2 separate regions of the Homo sapiens genome follow, and region 1 is linked to region 2. A link is a contact called in ENCODE Hi-C or POLR2A ChIA-PET data. All regions are on one chromosome and are shown on one strand. The core of a region is the stretch at or near the end of the contact, and the rest is flanking DNA. Distances in the headings are between cores, read along the strand shown. Region 1 has its middle 30 kb from the start of NFKBIA. Region 2 overlaps PRORP (protein only RNase P catalytic subunit).

Region 1 (7,455 bases), core at 2,610-5,109, 160 kb after region 2:
GGTGTGAGCCAAGCTAACGCTGGGAGAAATTTAGTTTATAGTTTAAATGATAATAGCTCTTCTACAAAATTAAACCACTTTTGTAAAATGAATGAAAGGCCACCAGGTTAGGACGATGAGAGGGGCTTGAGCTCTGCTAAGATGTACACATAGTTCAATGATTACCAGCCATTATTCCAGAAGTCACAAGATTTGTAACTTCTCCAATTACTTTCTTATATCACATACATCGCTATTGTAGAACCTGAGACTGGCCTTCTGAGATGGCTTTTCAGCCGTTTGCATTTCTGAAGACCAGGCCTCTTGACCCAACTTTTGTGTGCCCCACACCCAGAAATGGACTCAGTGCAAGAGGACCATTTTCCACACCACTATGATCGCATCCCCAGCCATTCAGCGATACTGACTCCCTCGTCCCCTGCCCACCAAGCTATACTTGAAAAACCCTAGCCTCCGAATTTTCAGAGAGGCTGATTTAGTAATAATAAAATTGTGGTCTCTTATTTAGTCAGCTCTTGGTATATTAAACTCTTTCTCTATTGCAGTTCCCCTGTCTTGATAAATTGGCTCTATCTGGGCAGCAGGCAAGAAGAACCTGTTGGACAGTTAGTTACAAAGCCCTCCCATAGGAGGGCACTCCTATGGGAGTGGTGACCGTTCCCTTTTCTGAGATTCCATCTCTTGGGATCTTCCAAAGTAGGGTAGAAATATAGATATCAATCCACACTGACTATGTGATGCCAGTGTTCTTTCTTCCTGCACAGCACACAGCTTCCTGAGCAACTTTCCACCTCCCCATTCATGCCTAACTTGAAAAGTGTGTGCTGAATGTGGATGGACAGTCATTCTAGGGCAGAAGCCATGGAAATCCAAGGACTGGACTGAAGAAGATCTAGATGCCGCATCTCTAGGCTATCCGGCTGAGACAAGGCCTTCTGCAGCCCAGGTGGTTTGGGGGATGGGGGTGGGGGGTGTTGACTCCGATTAGTGGGACCAACTGGGATTATTTTCTAAAATGGGGCAGATAAAAGATCTTCATAGTCTCCCCACTGCCCAATAACTAATTTTTTTTTTTTGAGATGGAGTCTAGCTGTATCACCCAGGCTGGAGTGCAGTGGCACGATCTCAGTTCACTGCAACCTCTGCCTCCCGGGTTCAAGCAATTCTTGTGCCTCAGCCTCCCAAGTAGCTGGGATTACAGGCATGCAGCACCACACCTGGCTAATTTTTGTATTTTTAGTTGAGACGGGGTTTCACCATGTTGGCCAGGCTGGTCTCAAACTCCTAACCTCAAGTGATCCACCCGCCTCAGCCTCCCAAAGTGCTAGGATAACAGGTGTGAGCCACCACACCCGGCCCCAATAACTAATATTAATGGTCACATTATTGAGAGCTTATCATGGGTCAAGTGTTTGGGTTACTTCTTTCCATACCACAGGTAGGAACTACAAAATCCTTCAATTGAAAGGTAAGCAAATTGAGGCACAGAAAGGTTAGGAGATGTGCTCAAGGTCCCACAGTTGGCAGGCAGTGAGGCCAGGAGGCCACCATGAACCACTGCGTTCTATTGCCTTCCCAGAAGTGACTCCATGGTGGCCTCCCTCCCTTGATGGAGTATCAGGAGGTCCTCTGAGCAGGGACTCACAAAGCCTGCCCAGGCAAACCGGGCCCCAAGAGCAAGGAAGTTTTTCTTGGTTATTCACAGTGAGGACTCCAACAGTGAACTGTTAGAAGGCCTTGCTCAGACCAGATCCTTGGCTGCCAGTGGGCAAGAGGAGACCATAAGGAATGCGTCCAGCTGGACCCTGGGCCCACCCCTGTTGCTGCCTGCTGGAGGGTGGGTCATGGAATTCTCACCAGGAGCTTGGTTGTTCAGACTGCACAACAATGAGGCTGGGCCAGGACACGGTGGCTCACACCTGTAATCCCAGCACTTTGGGAGGCAAAGGCAGGAGGATTGCTTGAGCCAAGGAGTTCTAGACCAGCCTGGGCAACATAGTGGGACCCTGTGTCTACAATGCCAGGTGTGGTGGCATGCACCTGTAGTCCCAGCTACTCAGGAGGCTGAGATAGGATAATTGCTTGAGCCTGCAAGGTTGAGGCTGCCACAGTGAGACATGATTGCACCACTGCACTCCAGCCTGGGAGATGGCGTGTGACCCTGTCTCAAACAAAACAAAAACAATGAGGCTGGAAGGCAAGCCAAGGTGCAGGACTAGCAAGCCAGAAACAGTAGTAACTAGTGCCTTCCCCTCATCAGGATATCAGAGGCCTGGGGCACTGAGCAGTCAGAACTAAAAGTTCCCATTGAGACAAAGTGGACTTTTGAAGCAGACCATTTGGGCAGAAAGTCAACACTGTGTATGCAGCTGGCCCCTCTTTTCCCAGGGAAGGGTCCTGGCCAGCAGTCTTTCCTGCGTCTATGAATGGAGCCTTTAGCAAATAGAAAGGGCAGGTTCTGGACCAGGTGTGGTGGCTCATGCCTGTAATCCCAGAATTTTGGGAGGCACAGGCAGGAGGATTGCTTGAGCCCAAGAGTTCAAGACCAGCCTGGGCAACATAGTGTAGACCTCATATCTAAAAAAAAAAAAAAAGAAAAAGAAGAAAAAAGAAAGAGAAAGAGAGAAAGAGAAAGAAAAAGAAAGAAAGGAAGGAAGGAAGAAAGAAAGAAAGAGAAAGAAAGAAAGAAAGAGAAAGAAAAGAAAAGAAAAGAAAAGAAAAGGGAGGGAGGGAGAGAGGCCAGGCGCGGTGACTCATGTCTGTAATCCTAGCACTTTGGGAGGCTGAGGCAGGCAGATCACGAGGTGGGTGGATCACGAGGTCAGGAGTTCGAGACCAGCCTGACCAACATGGTGAAACTCCGGCTCTACCAAAATTACAAAAATTAGCCAGGCGTGGTGGTGTGCGCCTGTAATCCCAGCTACTCAGGAGGCTGAGGCAGGAGAATCGCTTGAACCCGGAAGGCGGAGGTTGCAGTGAGCAGAGATTGTGCCATTGCACTCCAGCCTGGGTGACAGAGTGAGACTCTGTCTCAAAAAAAAAAAAAGAAAAAAGAAAGAGATAGAGGACAGGCGCGGTGGCTCACGCCTATAATCCCAGCACTTTGGGAAGCTGAGGCAGGTGGATCACCTGAGACCAGGAGTTCGAGACCAGCCTGGCCAATACGGTGAAACCCCATTTCTACTAAAAATACAAAAATTAGCCGGGCGTGATGGCACGTGCCTGTGATCCCAGCTACTCAGGAGGCTGAGGCAGGAGAATTGCTTGAACCTGGGAGGTGTAGGTTGCAGTGAGCTGAGATCGTGCCACTGCACTCCAGCCTGGGCAACAAGAGTGAAACTCCGTCTCAAGAAAAAAAAAAAAAAAGAGAGAGAGAGAGAAAGAGACAGGTTCTGTTTCAAAGCCCCCTGTGCTGCACCTGAAGGAGTCCCAGCTGTTAACACCTATGTCTCCCTACCTTCTGTGATATTGACTAGGCTACCATTTTTTTTTTTTTTTTGAGACAGGGTCTCGCTCTGTCACCCAGGCTGGAGTGCGGTGGCACAATCTCAGCTCACTGCAGCCTCTATCTCCCAGGTTCAAGCAATTCTCCTGCATCAGCCTCCCAAGTAGCTGGGACTACAGTCATGTACCACCACACCCAGCTAATTCTTTTAATTCTTTTGTATTTTTTGTAGAGATGGGGTTTCACCATGTGACCCAGGCTGGTTTCGAACACTTGAGCTCAAGTGATCCTCCCTCCTTGGCCTCCCGAAGTGCTAGGATTACAGGCATGAGCCAACACACCCGGCCTGCACTCATTTCTTAATCAAGGAAAAATGAATATAAAAGGAGGCTTGGGAAATCTAGGAAGCTCATTACAGGAATTCCTCATAGAGGTGACTCAGCACTTCATTTCACAAGGAGGACCAGAAGTGTCGCAAACACAGTGTTCTTCCCTTTAAAGAGTCAGATCGAACCAAGATCTCCCTGCGTAACTCTCTCTGCAGGAGACCCGGGCTCAGTTACAAAAGACTCTGGGTTGGCAGAAACAGTGCTCCCACTTTTTCAGAAGTGATTGGGTCTGGAATGGCTGAATTACATGATGTGCTTCTGCGAGAGGATGGCAGACTAGCTGGGGCCAGGTAGCCAGGGCTACCTGAAACACCAGGAAATAACTATTAGTTCATCTCATGAACCAGACACAATAGTGCTAACAGAAAATTTGCCTCTAAATAGGTCATAAAATCCCAGCCAAACTTTCGCACACAGCATGATCAATGGCATCCTAGTTTTTTATTAATATTCATTATTAATTTAATATTGATATTATTAATATTCATTTGAGCTTATAAATGTATATAAAATGTATATGAACACTATAGTCAAGAAATTGAAAGGATGGAATGTCTTTATAGTAGCTTGTTTTGCCAAATTACCTAAGGGTTTTTTTGTTTGTTTGTTTGTTTGTTTTTGAGGCGGAGTCTTGCTCTCTCGCCAGGCTGGAGGGCAGTGGCACAATCCTGGCTCACTGCAACCTCTGCCTCCCGGGTTCAAGCGATTCTCTTGCCTCAGCCTCCCAAGTAGCTGGGACTACAGGTGCACGCCACCATGCCCAGCTAATTTTTGTATTTTTAGTAGAGCTGGAGTTTCACCATGTTGGCCAGGCTGGTCTCGAACTCTTGACCTCGTGATCTGCCCGCCTCGGCATCCCAATGTGCTGGGATTACAGGTGTGAGCCACTACACCTGGCCAAGTTTTTTTTTTTTTTTTTAAAGTACTTTCCAGGCCGGGTGAGGTGGCTCACACCTGTAATCCCAGCACTTTGAGAGGCCAAGGCAGGTGGATCATGTGAGGTCAGGAATTCGAGACCAGTCTGGCCAACATGGTGAAACCCCATCTCTATTAAAAATGCAAAAATTAGCTGGGCATGGTAGCACATGCCTGTAATCCCAGCTACTCAGGAGGCTGAGGCAGGAGAATCACTTGAACCTGGAAGGCAGAGGTTGCACTGAGTGGAGATCATGTCATTGCACTCCAGCCTGGGGAACAAAGAGCAACACTTCATCTCAAAAAAAAAAAAAAAAAAAAGGTACTTTCCCAGATGTCATGCCTTCCTTACCAATGCTGTAATTTTCCTAATTTCACGCACAGCTCACATATGGTATATTTCAGCCAGCGAGAGCTCAACTAACTGCAGAACATCCAGCACTGCATGTCATATCGTGTCACCCACTTGCTGAGGGCAAGCCCAGCATGGTTTGGTCTGAAGCTGACTTGAAGAGCTGAGAGTTCAAGACTTGTCACTGGGTCCCAAAAAGGCCCTGTGAGCCTGGAGGCAGAGCCCAGTCCTGTCTCAACCACCAGGCTCAGGACTGGGGGCTTTCCCGAGGATAGAGTCACACGCGCGCGCACACACACACACACACACACACACACACATTCATTCTGTTCGATGGTGGAGCTCCTTCCTTATGGAGAGACACTTTTCAATAAAAAGAACATATAGGTTGCTTCTCCTGCAAGCTGCACTGGCCTTCCGCTAGCCCCAGAACCTCTCCTATCCAGGCAGTCCCTCTCTGGGCTGGGAGTCACCAGCACTGTTCTTAAGAGCTCCCTGGCATTACTTTTCCCAATGACTGGAAGTTCTTGATAGCAGGAGCTATGACTGGCTTTTTGAAGTTTCTTACAGCACTTTTAAAGAAATATATACTTTAAAAAGTAACCCAATGAGCAGCAGGCACTTTATTTAATTTTAAAGTAGCTTCTAATCCTGGTTTGTGGTATAGGCATGCATTTTACAAAGTCTCGATTACGATGAACATCTTCCTTTGTATTTTAATTTCTGCCTTAGCATCCTACTGCGTCCACATTCCCATGTGTTTCAGTTACCTATTGCTGTGTAATAAACCAGCCAAAAACTCAGTGGCTTAAAACAACCTTGATTGTTTCTCATGATCCTGTGCGTTGGCAGGGAGGTTCTTTGGCTTCACGAGTATTGCTCATGTGCCTGCACTGAGCTGGGAGCTCTGTCCTTCTTCCTGTGCTGGCTAGCCAGGACTTCCTTACTGCATGGCAACCAGGCTTGGAGGGAGTGATCTGAGAGAACAGACATAAGGTGCAAGCGCTTATCAAGGCTCATCTTGTGTCATGCCTCCGAAGAGTCCCATTGGCCAAAGCCAGTCACATGGCCAAGGCCAGCCTGACCAACCTGGTGAAACCATGTCTCTACTAAAAATACAAAAAAATTAGCCAGGCTTGGTGGTTCATGCCTGTAATCCCAGCTACTTGGGAGGCTGAGGCAGGAGAATCTCTGGAACCCAGGAGGCGGAAGTTGCAGTGAGCCGAGATCGTGCCACTGCACTCCAACCGGGGTGACAGAGTGAGACTCTGTCTCAAAAACAAAACAAAACAAAGCAAAACTAGTGATGGCTGAAAAGAAGCAAGAATAAGGACAAGATACAGAGGGGCTCTCTATGAAGATATGATGATTTAGGGAGTGAGGAGCTGCAGGAACATTTCCTTATGTGCAAATTTGGAAAGTAGCAAAGGTCTTGAAACATACCTGTTGTAATTGTCAGGAGGCTACTGAATTAATGCAACAAATCTTTTGCTGATATTAATAGAATTTAAATAAAAGGGGAAATTGGACTGGTTGCCGTGGCTCACACCTGTAATCCCAGCACTTTGGGAGGCTGAAGTGGGACGACTGCTTGAGCCCAGGAGTTCAAGATCAGCCTGGGCAACATGGCGAAACCCCGTCTCTTTTTTTAAAAAAATGCAAAAATTAGCCAAGCATAGTGTGCCTATAGTCCTAGCTACTCAGGAAGCTGAGTCAGGTGGATCATTTGAGCCCAGGAGGTCGAGGCTGTGGTGGGCCGTGATCACACCACTGCACTCCAGCCTGGGCAACAGAATGAGACTCTGTCTCAAACACACAAACAAATAAATATAAAGGGAAAATAATTCACCCAGGGGCACCTCTCACTTCTCCAGATTCTCTTTGTTTTTGTTTGTTTGTTGTTGTTTTAAAGAGTTGAAGTCTCTCTACGTTGCCCAGGCTGGTCTTGAACTCCTGGGCTCAAAGGATTCTCCCACCTCGGCCTCTCAAGTAGCTGGGACTACAGGATCATGCCACCTCGTCCAGCTCAGATTCCCTCTCTGAACACCCTCAAAGGAGAGAGCCACCCACCTGCCCTGCAGCAGCAGTCAGTAATTTCTTACAAGCCTGCCACTTGTGTCTTTGTCCCAATTCTGTGGTCATAGTCCTGTATGATTTTATATAAGTGTAAGCATAGAGTACGTACATTTTATATTCATGTCTGTAATCCACCTGCGATCCCAGCACTTCGGGAGACCAAGATGGGAAAATCACTTGAGGCCAGGAGTTTGAAACCAGCCTGGGCAATACAGGAGACCCTATCTCTATTTAAAAACATTTAGTTGGTCGGGAGGGGTGGCTCACACCTGTAATCC
Region 2 (7,389 bases), core at 721-3,220:
GTTACAGCAATTCAGTCCCATCTTCAGGCTCCCCTTCTAATTCTAGTTCTCTTGCTGTTTCCACATCTGCAGCAACTTCCTCCACTGAATTTTTTAATCCCACCAAGCCATCCATGAGTATTGGAATCCACACCTTCCAAACTCCTGTTACTATTGGTATTTTGACCTCCTCCCATGAATCATGAATGTTCTTGCTGGCATGTGGAATAGTGACTCTTTTCCAGAAAGTTTTCAATTGATTTTGCTTAGATCCATCAGAGGAGTCACTATGGCAGCTATAGCCTTATGAAATGTATTTCTGAAATAATAAGATTTGAAAGTGTAAATTACTCCTTGAGCTATGGGCTTCAGAATGGATGTTGTGTTCACAGGCATGAAAACAGCATTCATCTCCTTGTATATCTCCATAAGAGCTCTTGGGTGACTAGGTGCATTGTCAATGAACAGTAATATTTTGAAAGGAATCTTTCTGAGCTCATTTTCTGGGCTTAAAATACTCAGTAAATCATGCTGGAAACAGATGTGCCATCATCCAGGCTTTGTTGTTCCGTTGATAAAGCACAGGCAGGGTAGATTTAGCATAATTCTTAAGGGCCCTAGGATTTTTGGACTGGTGAGTGAGCATTGGCTTCAACTTAAAGACAACAGCTACATTAGCCCTTACAAGAGAGTCAGCCTCTCCTTTGAAGCTTTGAAGCCAGGCATTGACTTCTCTTCTCTAGTTATGAAAGTCCTAGATGGCATCTTCTAATAGAAGGCTTTTTTGTCTCCATTGCCAATCTGTTGTTTAGTATAGCCACCTTTATCAATGATCTTAGCTAGGTCTTCGGAATAACTCACTGCAGCTTCTCCATCAGCACTTGCTACTTCGTCTTACACTTTTATGTCATGGAGATGCCTACTTTCTTTAAACCTCATGAGCCAACCTCTGCCAACTTCCAGCTTTTCTTCTGCAGCTTTCTTGCCTCTCTCAAACTTCATAGAATTGAAGAGAGTTTAGGGCCTTGCTCTGGATTACGTTTTGGTGTAAGGGCATGTTGTGGCTGGTTTTGTCTTCTACCCAGGCCACAAAAACTTCATCTCAGCAATAGGCTGTTTTGCTTTCTTTATCGTTTGCGTGTTCACTGGCATAACACTTTAAATTTCCTTCAAGAACTTTTCCTGGTTGGGCACGGTGGCTCATTCCTATAGTCCTAGCTTGGAAAGCTGGTGGGAGGATCACTTCAGCCCAGGAGTTCAAGGCTGCAGTGAGCTGTGATTGCACAACTGCACTCCAGTCTGCAGAGTGAGATCCTGTCTCCTTAAAAAAAATAAAATAAAAATAAAGGAAAAAAACCTTTTTCTTTGCATACACAACTTGGGTAACTGGCACAAAAGGCCTAGCTTTTGACCTGTCTTGGCTTTCAACATGCCCTCCTCACTAATCATCTGTAGATTTTTATTTAAGGTAGGAAATGTGCAACTCTTCCTTTCACTTTTGAACACTTAGTGGTCATCACAGGGTTAATTGGCCTAATTTTGATATTATTATGTCTTGGGGAAAGGGAAGAGAGGGAGAGAGATGGAAGAACAGCTGATGGGTGGAGCAGTCAGAACACACACAACATTTATCGATTAGATTCTCCATCTTACGTGAGTGTGGTTCATGGCACCCCAAAACAATTACAGTAGTAACATCCAAGATCACAGATCACTATGACAGATATAATAATAATGAAAAATTGGAAATATTGTGAGAAGTACCAAAATGTGACATAAAGACAAGAAGTGCTGTTGGAAAAATGGTACTAATAGACTTGCTAAACACAGGACTGCCACCAATCTTCAATTTGTAAAAAATGAATATCTGTAAAGTAATGTGCAATAAAATAATGTATACCTGTATCATATTCCCTGTGCATCTGCTTAGTACACTTTAAAGACTGTTAATGGTGATGATGATAAAAGCCACACATTCTTTATTCATCACTTGTCAGAATGTTCATTTGTTTATTTTAGTGAGTCATCCTTCAAATAAGAGGAAAACAGCATGTTCTTTCAAAGAATACTGTCTGGGAAGCAAGGGTACTTCTCAGATCTAGGAGCAGGAGAATGAGAAAAGCTGAAATGACAAGCCCTGTATTATTTTTGAAGAAGAGTTGTATTTTTTATGGGTAGCCATTTGTAAACCAGCCTAAATAATGAAATTGTAGGAGTTTAGAATAATATCCCAGTACATTAGGTCAATTATGTGGTCAGAAGCCCCAAACAAATATTGAGTGTATTCTCATATTACGATTTTGTTTTCTGAAGTTAAATGGAATGATTTATATGCTTATCTTCTGTTGCATCTTAAAAAGATGTATTATTAGTAGACAAATGCAGAGGTTGTGTGGTTATATAAGTTATCTATTACTCTGACTTCTTAAGCAGCAGGGCAAGAATGGACATGTTTTTCTAAAATAAGACTTTTCTCCATCTTACATGGGTGTGGTTCCTGGCACCCCAAAACAAAGCTGGGGCCGGGTGTGGTGGCTCACGCCTATAATCTCAACACTTTGTGAGGCTGAGGTGGGTGGATCATCTGAGGCCAGGAGTTCGAGACCAGCCTGGCCAACATGGCGAAACTGCATCTCTACTAAAAATACAAAAATTATCTGGGTGTGGTGGTGCACACCTGTAATCCCAGCTACTTGGGTGGCTGAGGCAAGAGAATCGCTTGAACCCAGGAGGCAGAGGTTTCAGTGAGCCGAGATCGTGCCACTGCACTCCAGCCTGGGCGACAGAGCGAGACTCCCATCTCAAAACAAAACAAAGGTGGGTGTCTTGAGTGCCTTTTGAGTATAGGCCTTCAGACTTTCTGAGGATTGGGAAAGCATTTTTTTTTAACCTTAAAATATTTATTGAATAAAGAATGGCAAGATCAGAAAAATAAGCTCTGGTTAGGATTTGATGTGGGGCTTCATTCTCAGCTCTGTTGCTACCTCCTTTTATGATCTTCGGTGGTCTCTTTTCCTGTTCAAACCCCAGTTTCCTTATTTATAAGGAGATAATGAGGAGACCAGACTTAATATTCTCTAAAGATTCTTTCAGCTCTAAAAACTTAATGATTCAAGCAGGTTGCCTGTGAAGAACAATGCATTTCTTCCAAAAGAGGGTGCTGTGGTATTTCTCAGTACTTTAGCATCTTCTTGAAAGGAACTGAACAATGGTAGAATCTCAGCTTAATTTTGTGTCTTCAGACTCCCAACCTTTGAGAAATAGTGTCTAATTCCTTCCTTTATTTAGATGAGGCGATATAAACCAATTCCTGATGTTACTGACACTTAAGTAAGTTTCAAAGAAAAAAATAAAAAATACACATAATTTTACCAGGCAAATATAGACAGTTTTGTCAGATGTGGTGGCTCCCAGCACTGCAGGAGGATCACTTGAGGCTGGTAATTTGAAACCAGCCTAAGCAACAAAGTGACCGTGACTCAAAAAAAAAAATTAAAAATTATCTGGGAATGGTGGCGTCTGCCTATAGTCCTAGCTGTTTTGTTGGCTTGGAGGCGGAAGGATTGCTTGAGCCCAGGAATTCCAGGTTTCAGTGAGCTATGATTGAGCAATTATTTCACCACTGCACTCCAGCCCAGGTGACAGAGTAAGACTCTATCTCTCTTTTTTTTTTTCTTGGGGGGACAGGGTCTCACCCTGTCGCCCAGACTAGAATGCAGTGGCATGATCTCGGCTCACCACAGCCTCCACCTCCTGGGTTCAAGCAATTCTCCTGCCTCAGCCTCCTGAGTAGTTTGGATTACAGGTGCCCACCACCACGCCTGGCTAATTTTTGTATTTTTAGTAGAGACCGGGTTTCACCACGTTGGCCAGCCTGGTCTTGAACTCCTGACCTCAAATGATCCACCTGCCTCGGCCTCCCAAAGTGCTGGGATTATAGGCATGAGCCACCGCACCCAACCGTAAGACTCTAGCTTTAAATATAAATTACATATATGTATATATTTATATTTATATATAATATATAATATATTTATATAATACATTTATATTAGAGAGAGAGAAGGAGAGAGAGAGATAGTTTTAACATTTTGATGTATTTTCACTCTTATTCAACTTCTTCCCATAAAATTGAGAAAATATATAAATTATGTGTGCGTGTGTGTCATTTTATTTGTTTTTGTCTTTTTCCTTTCTGGGTTTTTTTTGTTGTTGTTGTTGTTTTGACAAGGTCTTGTTCTGTTGCCCAGGCTGGAATAGAGTGGCATGATCACAGCCCACTGCATTCTCAACCTCCTGGGCTCAAGCAATCCTCCCGCCTCAGCCCCCAAGTAGCTGGGACCAGAGGCACGTGCCACCACACCTGGCTAATTTTTTTATTTTTAGTAGAGATGAGGTCTCACTAGGTTGTCCACACTGGTATATCACATTTTATTTATCCATTCATCAGTTGAGTTGTTCCTACTTTTTGGCTATCATGAATAATACTACTGTATGAACATTTTTGTGCCTGTTTTTGTGTTGACATGTGTTTTTATTTCTCTTTAGTATATATGTAGGAGTAGAATTGTCAGTTCATATAGTAATTCTTCTATTAGGTTTTTGAGAAACTGTCAGACTTTTTTCTCCAAAGGGCTGTACCATTCTACATTCTCACCAGCAGTATATAAAGGATCTAATTTCTCCATATCCTTGCTAGCACTTGTTGTTAACTGTCTTTTTTATTATAGTCGTACTAATAGGTGTGAAGTGGTATCGTAAGTGATTTTTGACTCGTGTTTCTCTGATGGCTAATGATGTTGAGCATCTTTTAATATGCTTATTAGCCATTTGTGTATAGTCTATGGAGAAATGTCCATTCAGATCCTTTGCCTATTTTAAAATTGGATTGATTTTCTTTTATTATTGAATTGTAAGAGTTCTTTATGCATTTTGGATATTAGGTCCTTCTCAGATATATATTTGCAAAATTTTCCCCCCATTCTGTTTTTGGCTTCACTTTCTTGAAGATGACTTTTGAAGCACAAAAGTTTTTAATTGTGATGATGTCCAATCTATTTTTTTTCTTTCATAACTTGTCTTTTTGGTTTTGTACCTTAAGAAACCATTGTCTAGGGTGGGCGCAGTGGCTCACGCCTGTAATCCCAGCACTTTGGGAGGCCAAGGTGGGCAGATCACCTGAGGTCAGGAGTTCTAGACCAGCCTTGCCAACATGGTGAAACCCCATCTCTACTGAAAATACAAAAATTAACCTGGCGTGGTGGCAGGCACCTGTAATCCCAGCTATTTGGGAGGCTAAGGCAGGAGAATCACTTGAACCTGGGAGGCAAAGGTTGAAGTGAACCAAGATTGTGTCACTGCACTCCGGCCTGGGTGACAGAGCAAGACTCTGTCTCAAAAAAAAAAAAAAAAAGAAAAGAAACCATTGTTTAATCCAAAGTAACAATGATTTACATCTTTTTTTCTAGGAGTTTTATAGTTTTACATTTAGGTTTTTTTTCTCTTTGAGTTGATTTTTGTACTTGGTATGAGTCCAACTTCACTTTTTGGTATATGGATATCTAGTTGTCCTGGCACTATTTGTTGAAAAGACTATTTTTCTCCTACTTGAATTATCTTGGTACCCTTCTTAAAAATGAATTCACCATAAATGTGAAGGTTTATTTCTGGACTCTCAATTTTATTCCATTGATCTGTTTGTCTGTCTTTATGCCAGTACCACACAGTCTTAATTAGTGTAGCTTTCTAGCAAGTTTTGAAGTCAGAAAGTGTGGGCCCTCCAATTTTGTTCCTTTTCTAAGTTGTTTTGGCTATTCTTGGTCCCTTGAATTTCCATGTGAATTTTAGAATCAGTTTGTCAATTTCTACAAAGAAGCCAGCAGAGATTTTGATAGAAGTTACATTAAATCTGAGGTATGTTGTTTTAATTTGCATTTAAAAAATAAATAATGGGGCTAACTTTTTTCAAATGTTTGTTAACAGTTTTAGTTTCTTCTGCAAATTCATATCATTTCTGTAAGCCAGGAAATCCCTGACACCCTCCTGTCAAGCTAAAAAACAAGAAACACAATAGAGCTGGGCATGGTGGCTCATGCATGTAATCTCAGTACTTTGGGAAGCCGAGGTGGGAGGATCACTTGAGCCTAGGAGTTCGAGACCAGCCTGGGCAACATAGTAAGACCCTGTCTCTACAAAAAAATTAAAAAATTGGCTGGGTGTGGTGGTGTGCACTTGTAGTCCCAGCTATTATGGATGCTGAGGTGGGAGGATCACTTGAGCCCAGGAGGTCAAGGCTGCAGTAAGCTGTTCTTGTGCCACTGCATAGTAGCCTGGGCAACAGAGCAAGATCCTGTCTAAAAAAAGAAAAAAAAAAAAAAAAAACCAACAACAAAACACAACAGAACACTGATTGTACTTTTTTTTTTTTTTTTTTTTTTGTTGAGACAGAGTCTTGCTCTGTTGCCCAGGCTAGAATGCAGCGGCGCGATCTCAGCTCACTGCAACTTCCGCCTCCTGAGTTTAAGCCATTCTCCTGCCTCAGCCTCCCGAGTAGTTTGGATTACAGGTGCCACCACCACGCCTAGCCAATTTTTGTATGTTTAGTAGAGACGGGGTTTCACCATGTTGACCAGGCTGGTCTTGAACTCCTGACCTCAAGTGATCCGCCCACCTTCGCCTCCCAAAGTACTGGGATTAAAGGCATGAGCCACCACGCCTGGCCAATTGTACTTTTAAGCACTAAGGAGTTTAGAGCCCCAGATATTCTATGTGGACGTCATGATGCTCATGCTTGTTTGTTTTAATAAGACTCTAGTACAAAGGGTCACATTTTCATAGAAGCTACACTTTTTCAGTTCCAAGAGCGAATAAAGACAGGCAGCCCTCTAATCTATAAAATTGAAAGTCGATGGCTCAGGGTTAGGGCCATTTCTTGGTAATGTTGAGATGGTTGGGCTGCTCTAGAACAAATATATACAGGAGAACTTGGAAGTGTTGGCCACCTTCATGGCCTTGAAGACCTTAGCTCTGCACACCATGCTGTGACCTTACTCCTGTCCTGTGATCAGATAGGGCACGCCCAGCCAGTAAGGTTCTCCATACAGTCTGCGACCACTGGTGTTTCCCAGTCCACTGCCTGCCAGGAATGCGACTGCAGCAGAGGAAGGCAGTCAGGAACATGGTGCATGTGGCCGAGCCCCTTAGGACTCTCTGCATGGTGGAAACATGCCCACCTCAGGGTGGGGCCTTCTGCTGCCTTCCTACTCAGATTTTCTAAGCCCATTCTGTAAAATTAATAGCAAGCTAAAGGTAGGTGAGATAGGCCTATGGAGACATTTTTTCTACAAAGGGACATGCAGCATTTATGAAAACTGTTGGCCCACATGTGACAGTGTTTAGGTCCTGAGTACT

The links. A loop is a pair of places that touch in the nucleus more often than their neighbours do. ChIA-PET counts read pairs that join two places held with the same protein, here RNA polymerase II (POLR2A). Pooled maps may share reads with other maps.
Region 1: POLR2A ChIA-PET joins it to region 2 with 12 read pairs in MCF 10A. The contact joins two enhancer-like sites. A Hi-C loop is called at or near these places in 4 of 50 pooled maps. POLR2A ChIA-PET finds 5 or more read pairs at or near these places in 7 of 52 experiments (A673, AG04450, MCF 10A and 4 more).

Annotation. Positions count from the first base shown.
Region 1 is chr14:35,370,637-35,378,091 of GRCh38, forward strand. No RefSeq gene overlaps it. Among named protein-coding and RNA genes, the nearest start is that of NFKBIA, 30 kb to the right of the region's middle. RefSeq lists an enhancer at 5,947-6,241. Within about 2 kb of position 3,860, at least 15 of the 41 ENCODE cell types and tissues checked have a DNase peak (open chromatin) inside an H3K27ac peak, as active enhancers do.
Region 2 is chr14:35,212,126-35,219,514 of GRCh38, forward strand. The region is part of intron 5 of PRORP (protein only RNase P catalytic subunit); the gene reads left to right. The region is part of intron 5 of PRORP-PSMA6 (PRORP-PSMA6 readthrough); the gene reads left to right. It also overlaps the pseudogene MRPL57P8. Among named protein-coding and RNA genes, the nearest start is that of PSMA6, 77 kb to the right of the region's middle. Within about 2 kb of position 1,971, at least 4 of the 41 ENCODE cell types and tissues checked have a DNase peak (open chromatin) inside an H3K27ac peak, as active enhancers do.